Linked DNA regions of Homo sapiens: region 1 is linked to region 2. Evidence: chromatin contacts called from ENCODE Hi-C data. All regions are on one chromosome and are shown on one strand. The core of a region is the stretch at or near the end of the contact, and the rest is flanking DNA. Distances in the headings are between cores, read along the strand shown. Region 1 holds the start of RSRC1 (arginine and serine rich coiled-coil 1). Region 2 holds the start of TIPARP (TCDD inducible poly(ADP-ribose) polymerase).

Region 1 (5,479 bases), core at 1,387-3,886, 1.4 Mb after region 2:
GAACTCCCACCCTTCTCCCTTACTCTCTGCACTCGGACCCCTCTATGGTGAATTACAGGACTTCTTCTTTAGCATCTTGGGAAACATCCGAGTTTATTTACTAATTTGAAAAACAAGAGATTATCCCTCTTCGAGTCTGAAAAAAAAATCGACGTTAAGTTTGTACCCCCTCTAATTTCATTTATTACGGAGAGCTAAAAAAGAGACGCTCGCCAGGAGTAAAGGTCTCTCTGCCTACCCCCCCCACCACCCCGCTTACGATTTAAAATTCTATTTCTGGGCTATTTTCATCGGAACGGTTTGTTACGTTAGAGGAACATCTATATTCCTGAGTCATTTGTCTGTATTGTGCCGGACAGGGCTTGCTGTGAGAAGTGTGGCTATGCAAATACATACTCACAAAAGAATATTTACATATGATGTTATATTTAAGTGTGTAAACAAATATACCTCTAAGTGTGGCTTAGGGGACATTTTCAAGTACTCTGAATATTAATGCAGACTTTCTGGAAGTTAAAGGTAACTTGATCATTATTTTGGATCTAATACTCTTAGTAAAAATAAGAGGAATTACAGAACATTAATATGTATATCTTCCGTATATTGGTTAAGGCATCAAAACAAATTAGCAGATAATTTAAGAAGTTCCGTCAAAACAACCTGAAACACTTGCAAAAAGAGAACACAATTATAACTTAATATATTAGTGTTTCTCAAATAGATGTAGATAGAAGCTGGATATAACCTTATGTTATACTACAATACTCACATTAAAATGTTCATGTTTGGTGAGTTTAAGGATTATGTATATCATGCTTTTTAGAAACGTTGTTTTCCCTTTTTAAAACATTTCATTTTTTGCCACTTTTAGGAGAGCTAATGTCTATAATTTTTCCGCAGCTATAGCTTTTAGGTATGAATACATTGTTATCAGTACTTGCTTTTGTTTTGTTACACCACAAAAGGGACAAAGTTTCAAAGTTATACGAATTTAGAAACAATTTCACATTGAGTCTTGGGTTACTCTTTGTAACTACTTTCTGATATTATCAGAGGAAAATAATCATACAACTTTAGTCCTTTATGAAAATCTGTTTTTAAGATTATTTAGCAGAAGGGCCAGTAATAGGGAGAGCTAAGAGGATACGGTGCTCAAGGTGCTCTCAAACTGAGGTGTTAAATACATATTCACAAATAACTCAAAAATAACCACTGTTAGAAGTCGGTTAAGGAATCAGGAGACCCACCAGCTACTTGTTTGCCTTTTTAAGTACATGACTTTTAGGTTTGAAGTCATATTTCATCTACTGAGCTTGAGGGAAAGATGACCACTTTGAAGGTAATCAGGGAAGTCACAGACACAACTATTGTGTAATTCAAACCAATAAATTTTCCCATGATCTCAGCTTTTTGGCTCATTGCATATTTAGGAATAGTAGTGTTGATAACAGATGGAGCCATGAGAAATCTTTAGTGTCTGACCACAGATTTCCACTGGCCTAAGGGAAGTTACTTTAAAAAATATTTCAAGGTTTTAAATTCATACATTAATAAATGCTCACAAAGTTCCAATGATGTTGTTTCATTAAACAGCAAATATCTTCCAGAAACAGGGCATTTCAAAATACAGTTTTTGTTTAAAAAAAAAAAAAAGCATTTATGGTAAAGCTCAGCTGACAGTCTGTGGACAGATGCACAGGTTCCAATAAAATTCAGGACCCCAAGGGTTTCCCCAGCTCTTGAATTATTTAAAATATACACGTAGTGTTGTAGTAGTTAAGTTTTAAAACGGTGCCTCAAAACTGGCTAGTTAAGGTACATTATTTACGAAAAATATATTGTGGAGGTGATTTTTCACCATCTCAAATGTCTGCGGAAAACTGTAGCTTGGTTATCTAGCAGTGGTGAATGAGTTGATTCTCATAGTCGACCAAAACCCAGGCCAACAATTTATTTATCTTTTTAGCTTTGCTTAAGAGTAAATGAGGAAAAAATTTCCATGTAAGGAAAAATAAGTAATGTAGTATGAATTACAGAAAATGCTGAGTCTCTTTAATTTCTATTGGTTTAAATAAAAAAACTCCACACACCTATAAATTTGAGTTCTCTTTCAGAAGAAACCGCTCCCCGCCTCGCCTCAGGCAGCTCTCTCCTATTCCTCTACTAACCAGTTACTTTAATCTGAGAAACTAATTTGCACTCAACTTGTGAGTGCCTTCACCTTCAGGGCAGAAGAAACACCGACTTTTAATGCATTTTTGCAAATAAATCATTACAATTTAATCACACACGACTCTATACAGACACACTCCCATGATTTATTATCGTTGGGCGAGTTTCCCCCTCCCCCAGCGTGAGATAACCAATTTTGTTTCGGGTAGGTGTCATAAACAAAACTTCCTACGATGCAGATTTGTTTACTGATTACCCATGACGATAACGACGACTACTAAGACAATAACACTCTCCAGTCCCACCTTTATTGCTTTTGGTAACAATAAAATCAAAATAAACAGGCACGCAAAACAAACGCCAAACAAAAAATCGGCCGCGTTACAATCTACTCCCTCGGCATTCCCAGCGCCTGGCAGCGTCCATCGATGCACTCGATATCTCGGCTGAAGCTGCCTGGCGCTAGAACCAGGAAGGCGCTGAGCTTAAACTGAAGCAAGTTCGGTGGACGCCGGCGGCGCCCTGATCTAAAGAAACGACTCAGGGACTGCGGCGCTTGCACGTCAACGGGAGGTGTGAGCCCAAAGGTCTGGACCCAGGTGATGCCCACGACCAGGGCCTGGGGAGCGGCAGCCGTGGCTGCGGAGCTCCGAGGCCCTGATCCGGCGAGAGGCGACGCGGGGCCTGGCGCAGTTTGCGGCTCAGTGTCTGTGGAGGGTGGGCTGCGGCCTCGGGGCGTGCGCAGTGTCACCGTGCGCATGCGTCCCGCACCTGGGAGGCTCCGGACTCCTTGGGTCAAGGCTGGTGGCTGTAGGGTGGGTGGGTGGCCGCAGGCCTCAAGCTTGGCCTTCTGTCTTGAGGACATGTCGGAGAGTTCGCCGACTCCTCCCCTCGCCCCACGTTCCTGGTTCTTCATAGCTGCTTTTGGGTTTCCTGGCTCATCTTGCAATATAAGCCTGGCGCTTCCTCACTAGCTCTAGGTAGGGTGGAGCAAGAGGGAGGCTGGATTCTGGTGCCCTCTATCCCATCCACTCCACTGTCCCTGCCTTAGATCCAGCTCTCTTTCTGATTCCGCCCTACCCTTTCTGGCTCACACTGGCTTGCTGAGAGAAGTGGTGCAGGGTGAAATAGATGTTCCTCTCTTGAAATATAAATATGCTCGCCTTAAACACACTATATATTCCTTTGACTTCTGTACTGGTGGCATGTGACCAAGAGCATATGGCTCTGTTTACTTTTGCAAGATGTTACAATGCACCGTAAGGCATGTTGCCTGCTCTTGATTTTAGGTTAACCTTGACGTAATTTCTCTCTCAGAGGTTGTGTATCTTTAAATGCACACTGGAAACCTAAACAAAAAAATATTTTTTTACACTTTCAGAATTAGCAGTAACCCAATTGTGTTCCAGCTAACTAGGTAGTAGATAAATAAATTCAAATGTCTTATGTTGTCACAAGAAAGCATTCGAGTTGTCATCTTTGAACTTAGATGTATTATAAAAGTTCTAAGTGAAGGAGGTAAGCAGAGTTCCCAGGTTTAAGATTTGGAGCAGGTGTGACAGTTGCAACCTTGGGGGAAACTAGGTATCCTTTAAGAGCCTCTCTAGTCTTAGAGTTTATAAATATTCACTTTCTTTGCAGGCAAAGATTTCATGCTAAGTGATATAACACTTTATGTTTTTCAATAAGAGGGCTAAAAATGTCAGAATCTGAAACGACAAAAACAGCTGGCACCTTCTGTTAATTGGCCTTGCCAACTCAACCAGTCTCACAAAGAGGGGTGTTATGAATTGGAAAAGTTCTGAAAGCGGGTTGTTTATAGTAGATCTATAGTTGTATTTCCTGCTTTCATGTTCAAACCATTGGGGATAAATTCCTATGATTGATCATGCTTTTTTAAAAAGAGAGATGCTTGCAAGTTTTTAATTGTGATGGGAGAAGTGTTTTGACAGAATTCTTTATCTCTTTTGAGATAAAGAGTTGTGTACTTGTTTATGGATTTCTTAATATGTTAGTTTTCACCCCAGTTTTACTTTTCTTCTTTGAGGTGGATTTCCCATTGAAATAACCATTGTTTTCACTTTTTCTGGCCATGTGTCCAGAATCAAGAAAATTATAGTTTGATATACTGAGTGAGTAGTGGAGAAGTAATTATAAGCTATCATGTCCTTTGGAAATCTTTGTTCTTCAAACTGATTGCCTGTTTTCTGAAAGAGATAACTGCTTCTTGTACCCTTATCAATAACTGGACAAAGGAACTACTTGTGTAGTCCTTTGAGTTCTCTTTTCTTGAATGACCACATGTTGGCTTTACCTCTTCAATCAGGCACGTGAACTTTACATTAAGATATTTCTGTAAATTGATCTCCTCCTGTAGTCATTACATGCCATGGCTTCAGTTCTGTAGTGGGAGTTGTTGGGTGAGTTTTGCAACCACGAGGCTACAACCAGGAAGAACTAGAGTGAGAACAGGAAACCAAGAGCTATAGGAGCTCTGTCCCATGTTGTCTCTTTCACCTACAGATAGATTGAAAATTGTCAGCTTGTAGGACTCTAAAAGCCTGTGCTCCATTCATCATTCATTGCCCTTATCAGAAAGAACTATCAATGTGTCTTTCCATTCATTGCACCTTACTGGTGGAGTTAAGTATAAAGAATTCTTCCTTACTAGGACTATGTAATATAAATTGATTACCATGTCTTGAATTGGCAAGTATATTTAATTACATGCTGATGATATTATGGAAATCCAGGGGTAAGTTTATGTCTGTGGTGGTGAGTAGGACTTCAGTACCTGTCATTTATAGAGAAGACAATTTTGGGATCTACTTTGTGATTTGCTGTTAGTATTCACTCCCTTTTGTGAATAAATGTTTGAAGTTAACTATAACAAAGAAATATGGTGACCTTTTGCTTTCTTTTATTGGGATTAATTATATTTCAGTGTAATTTTTCTGAAATGTAAATGTGTCACTTGAAATATTTATAGTTTTGTCACACTGGTTTTTCAAACTTTTCTTGGTTTCTCTAAGGAAGGATTTATTTTAAGTTCTGGGGTACATGTGCAGGATGTGGAGGTTTATTACATAAGTAAACATGTGCCATGGTGGTTTACTGCACCTAAATATTAAGCCCAGCATGCGTTATCTATTTTTCCTGATGCTCTCCCTTCCCCCATGCCCCCACCTCAGGCCCCATTGTGTGTTGTTCCCCTCCCAGGTCCATGTGTTCTCAATATTCAGCTCCCACTTATGAGTGAGAATATGCGGTGTTTGGTTTTCTCTTCCTGCGTTAGTTTGATGAGTAT
Region 2 (5,488 bases), core at 352-2,851:
CTCCATCTCCATCCTTAAGTCCCAAGACTTATGACCCTAGTTAAGCCATTCCAGCCAGGCCCCAGTATGCCCACGCTAATTGAAGCCCCAGACATCATGGAGCAGAAATGAGCCACCTGTACTATGCCCTGACTGAATTCCTGTGCCAGAGAATTCAGAATCATGAGTAAATAAAAGAGCCATTGTTTTAAGTCATTATATTTTGGGGGTGGTTTGAACACAGCAATAAATAACTGAAATACTACTAAAAGCATAAAGAATGTATAACAACCTAATTGTTACAAGGGAGTGGAATTAATAATCTACAAGAAGGCACAAAAGGACAGAAAAGAAACAGAACAAATGAGAAAAATAGAAAGCCAACAGTAATATGGTAAACTCAAATATTAGCTTCTAGGCAATTCTATGTATGAGTAGACACTGACCAAGATCTTGTCTCAATAAGATTTTAAATGTAAAGATTTTCATCTTTTACCTATTGTCCTCTGAATTCCGCCCATATCATTCTCACCTTAGTTTAATGGCCCTGCCTTGATGCAATTTGAAATAAGCTGCTAAGGAGATAACACCCTTAATCTATTCATTGCTGGTGCGCTTACCCAGTCTGGTTTAGAACCGTTTAACAAAGGCTTAGAATCATAATGTCTATGATTATTACCTCTTAGCTCCTAGTTTTACTGACTTCCATGTCTGGAATTACCAGCACTTCTTTTTCGTACATATGGATTATATGAACTAAATGTATTGTTTCTTCCCTCACTACTGAAAATCTATTCAATATATGGAGTTACAATTCAAAGTATTTTACAACCCAGAAAATATGGCCATTCCGTATGTGGTGTGTATTTCAGAGGTGCTCTGCAAGCTCCATGAGGACAGGCGTGAAGTTCAGGCTACATGCCTGGTACGTAATAGACGCTCTGACAGACATTTGCTGAATGAATAAGTTAGTCACTACGGCGTTTGTGGGCTTTAAAACACAAGTAAATGCGCTTCTATCGCCAAAACCTCACAGCTTCCCTTCTGCAAGGTGGCGTACAAGGCCCACGAAATAGTCGGCCGCCGCAGGTGCGCAGCCTGTCCAGCCTGTCCGGCTCGGGGCAGGCGACCTCGTCTGGTGGCAGTGGGGGAGGCAGCCGTTTGCTTCCTCACAGGGTGTGCCGGAATCAGAGGCTGGAGGCGTCTGGGGAGTAGGCAAATAAACAAAGCCAACCGCACCGAAACGGGTCGTTCCGTTTCACATCCTCCCTCGGGTGTCTGGGTCTTCTCGGAACAAAGTGACCCTCCATCTGTCCGCAGGCAGGTGGAGCCCGTCCCACGCGGCACGCGCCTTCCTTCCTCACAGCCGCGTGTAGACGCGGACCCTCAGGGACACTGCGGACGCGAGAAAGGACACGCCCCCTCGCGGGAGCATAAGTCCACCGCACAGAACTCGCGCGCCTCCCCTCGAACGAACGCGCACGCGCGCGCAGGGGGCGGGTCTTCTTCCCGACACCCACTGAGCGCCCGGCCTCCTCACCCCACCCCACCGAACTCCGGCCGCCCAGGCTCCGCCTCCGCGACGGGCCGTCGGGAGGAGGCGACCGGAAGCCACTTAAAGCAGAGATCGAGGTGACAGGCGAGCTGGCTGGACTCGGAGCGCGGTCGAGGCTTTCTGCGTTCGCGGCGGCGGAATGGCCCGTGCGCGGCTCGCCGCGTCGCGGCTCTGTGGTCCCTAGACGTCGGCTCCCGCCCTCGGCGCTGATCTCCGGCGCGGGCACTGCTTTCCACTCGGCTCCTGTCGTCCGTTCTCTCAGGCTCCCGTTCAGGTAAAGGGCTCCGGGAGGGCACTGAGGGGCTGAAGAACCCTAGCGGGGAGTGCGAGCGCCGGCCTCGCGGCTCCGGCCCCGGCCCCGGCCCCGCGCCGGCAGTGTGCGGGGCTCTCGCGGATCGGGGTGATTGATTTTGAGACTGCCCTTTGTACCGAATTCACTCGGGTCCCGTCAGCATGAAGATGGAATTGGTTTACACTTCTTAGGCACTTAGAGCCTGTGGCAGGTGTATACATCAGACCGAGGCGCCGAAGGATTTAGTTGGGGTCGCAGGCGCCTGCCCCTTCCCCGTTCGTCAGGGTGGGGGCGCGTCTATGCGGCCTCCCCCGCGGGCCGACCCCGGGTGCTCTGAGGCGCCTAGGAGCCCTTCCCAGACCCCGGGGGGGAGGGCACGGCAGCTACGGGAGCCTTCCGGCTACCCCGCGTTTCGGGCTGCAGCCCAGAAGTTTGGAAGATGTTTTCACATTAACTTTGAGAGCGCACAAGTCTTCGTCTTCCTCCCCGCCGCCGCGGGAAGCGCTCGCCGCCTTTCCCCCGCGCTTCGCGGCTCAGTTCTGCGAGCCCCCAAGACCCGTTGGACGCTCCTCGGGAGGTGAGCTGAGGGGGTAAAGAAGAATTAGAGAGAGAAGGCGCCGCGAGTAGTCTCTGGGATGCAGGGAGGCCGGGGCGGGTCGTTGGTCCGAAGGAGGCTGGACAGGAGTTGGGGGGCGCCCAGGCGCCTGCTGAGGGGAAGGCGGGGGCGGGGACGCCCGGGAACACCCGGAATTGCAGAGCCGGGCGGCGCCTCAGCTGCACTGCGCGGAGTTGGCGCGGCCCGGGACCAGGAGCTGAGCAAACCGCCGCGGCCAACAGGAGGCGTCACTCGGACCCGGGCTCGGCGCCGGGGTGTCGCGCGGCGGCGGGCGGGCAGGCTTTGGAGCGGCAGTTTTTTCGGAAAGTGCTTTTGGCCGGGAGTGCCGCAGAACCCCAGCGTCACGAGGTGAGGGGTGTCGCGGTGTGTCGCCTGCCGCTGGAGACCGGAGGATGTGTTCTTCTCATCTTTATTTTTCTGTTATGAAAACTAATTGAGGAGCTAGGTTCTAGTGGCTTTCCCCCTCCAGCCACTTCTCCAGTTCTCTGCTTCTTCCTCCCAGTTTTGTTTCCGAGTTTGATGAAAGGGCAATAATAGGAAAAGTTGCGCGCGCGCGCTTGCGTGTGTACGCGCAGACACACATATAAATAAAATCGATTTAGTGTCTATTTTACCTTGATTGGGTTTGATAGGAGTGGTTAGAGAGTGTGCGCGTGGGGAAAGCACAGGCCGGTTTGGTATGGTGGAGAGGGAATACCACAATCTGTGCCAATTGTGCCTTGAGGCAATAACACCAAATGATGAATAATAACGCCTGGCTTGGCTCCTTTCCAGTTGATTTATGTCTCATGTCAGATCCCTCCTTCTTCGTGAAGCTTTCCCTAACAATGCCAGCTTACAGTGAACTCTCCTTTTTCTGCCTTTTCCTTTTGTACTTATCATGTAAATTTAATACTTCGTTATAAACTGCTTTGTATTTTACTTTTCTGAATTTGATGGACTTCTTACACATAGATTTATGACTCTCCAATTAAATTTTTAATATTCACTTTTGGGGACACTCAGTTTTACCTTTTGTTGTTGACCCACAAACAACAAAGAACTAAGCATTTAATATGTGCTTTTCTTAACTAATTCAGCCAACAAAATATATATGGAACACCAGCTGTGTGCATTGTGGTAGCTAGGCACTTTATTGGGCACCTAGGATGCATATTTGATTAAGTCATGGGACCTTGCGTCACAGATCTCTTTCAGTTTATTGGACAAGAGAGAAGAGGATTAATTGCTCATCACCATTCCTTTCTCACCTGGCACAATCTCAGTAAATGTTTTCAAATTTCAGTTTTTTTCAAGGGGTCTGATTCTTGGAAGAAAGGACTTTTTCGTCTCTTTCAGTAGTTGATTAGGAATCTGAAATTTGGTGTGTGTTTTATATTTTTTTTTTATTTTTCTATAGTATGCCTTCATTTGCTCTTTAAAAATGTATGTATGTAACTTTTCTGAAGGCAAGAACTAGGAGGCTTTTTCTGTGTTACCAAGTTGTGCTTGTCTTCTGACACATCGTGCAGTGGTTGTTGCTAATGGGGCTTCTGTTACTAAACACACCCTTGTATTCCATCAGAAGCGGTAATGTTTTTGGGGGTTGTAAAAGTAGACTCTTAACATTCTTGGATAGTATATTAGAGCTTTCTGAATATAGAAATGCTTAACAGACTCCTGGCTTTCTCCCATAGAACATTTCAATTGAGAGCCCCTGTTACTTGTGTATGTTCTTATACCCTTAAATTGACTCACTGTTTTAAGTTTGAAGTTTATCTTTCATTTGATGAACTTTTAAAGAAACTTTTTGTCAACTCATGAGATAGGTGATACATAAACAACTATAAAGAGAACCGCAAAGCTGAGTGGAAATGTGGTTTCCCTGCTGTCATCATCTAGATACAGTTATTTCTACCTCCCATTTCCCACCCCACTCTAACCTTATAGTAGAAATTCTTAACCTAGCAGAATTGCAAACTCTTATGTATTCAGTCCACAAATGCATGCCAATGGCCTGTTGAAAGACTCTTCTACTTTTACCTGCTGTGTGCTTTTGAATAGCCTTGGGTGCTTTGGAGCCTTAATTTCTCGATAAAATTTAAAATTGACTTGTAAAAACTAAATATAGTATAAGAGGAATGGTTTCAGGGAATCAGTCAGGACAAAAACAAAACATTTTAATGAATGAATGAAATCCAGTTGCTGTCAGTTTGTAAATGATCATCTTCCTTCCTTTCCTCGTAGGATTTTTAGACTCTGAGGAGCAGTTGGAGCTAATCCACATTATGGAAATGGAAACCACCGAACCTGAGCCAGACTGTGTAGTGCAGCCTCCCTCTCCTCCTGATGACTTTTCATGCCAAATGAGACTCTCTGAGAAGATCACTCCATTGAAGACTTGTTTTAAGAAAAAGGATCAGAAAAGATTGGGAACTGGAACCCTGAGGTCTTTGAGGCCAATATTAAACACTCTTCTAGAATCTGGCTCACTTGATGGGGTTTTTAGATCTAGGAACCAGAGTACAGATGAGAACAGCTTACATGAACCTATGATGAAGAAAGCCATGGAAATCAATTCATCATGCCCACCAGCAGAAAATAATATGTCTGTTCTGATTCCTGATAGGACAAATGTTGGGGACCAGATACCGGAAGCCCATCCTTCCACTGAAGCTCCAGAACGAGTGGTTCCAATCCAAGATCACAGCTTTCCATCAGAAACCCTCAGTGGGACGGTGGCAGATTCCACACCAGCTCACTTCCAGACTGATCTTTTGCACCCAGTTTCAAGTGATGTTCCTACTAGTCCTGACTGCTTAGACAAAGTCATAGATTATGTTCCAGGCATTTTCCAAGAAAACAGTTTTACAATCCAATACATTCTGGACACCAGTGATAAGCTGAGTACTGAGCTCTTTCAGGACAAAAGTGAAGAGGCTTCCCTTGACCTCGTGTTTGAGCTGGTGAACCAGTTGCAGTACCACACTCACCAAGAGAACGGAATTGAAATTTGCATGGACTTTCTGCAAGGCACTTGTATTTATGGCAGGGATTGTTTGAAGCA

Evidence for each region. A loop is a pair of places that touch in the nucleus more often than their neighbours do. Pooled maps may share reads with other maps.
Region 1: a map of CD8-positive, alpha-beta T cell shows a loop between it and region 2 (9-fold over the local background). The contact joins the promoter of RSRC1 here to the promoter of TIPARP in region 2. A Hi-C loop is called at or near these places in 3 of 168 maps with a recorded cell type or tissue (CD8-positive, alpha-beta T cell and naive thymus-derived CD4-positive, alpha-beta T cell) and 11 of 50 pooled maps.

Annotation. Positions count from the first base shown.
Region 1 is chr3:158,107,453-158,112,931 of GRCh38, forward strand. RSRC1 (arginine and serine rich coiled-coil 1) reads left to right here and starts at 2,637. Exons shown (of 10, transcript NM_001271838.2): 1 at 2,637-2,771. RefSeq lists enhancers at 2,298-2,799, 2,601-2,950, 2,800-3,299, 3,161-3,210.
Region 2 is chr3:156,672,989-156,678,476 of GRCh38, forward strand. It overlaps TIPARP (TCDD inducible poly(ADP-ribose) polymerase), which reads left to right and starts at 1,602. Exons shown (of 6, transcript NM_015508.5): 1 at 1,602-1,808; 2 at 4,669-5,488. The coding sequence starts at 4,710. TIPARP-AS1 (TIPARP antisense RNA 1) reads right to left here and starts at 2,725. Exons shown (of 1, transcript NR_027954.1): 1 at 183-2,725. RefSeq lists an enhancer at 1,098-1,397 and silencers at 1,808-1,857, 1,888-1,957, 2,328-2,687.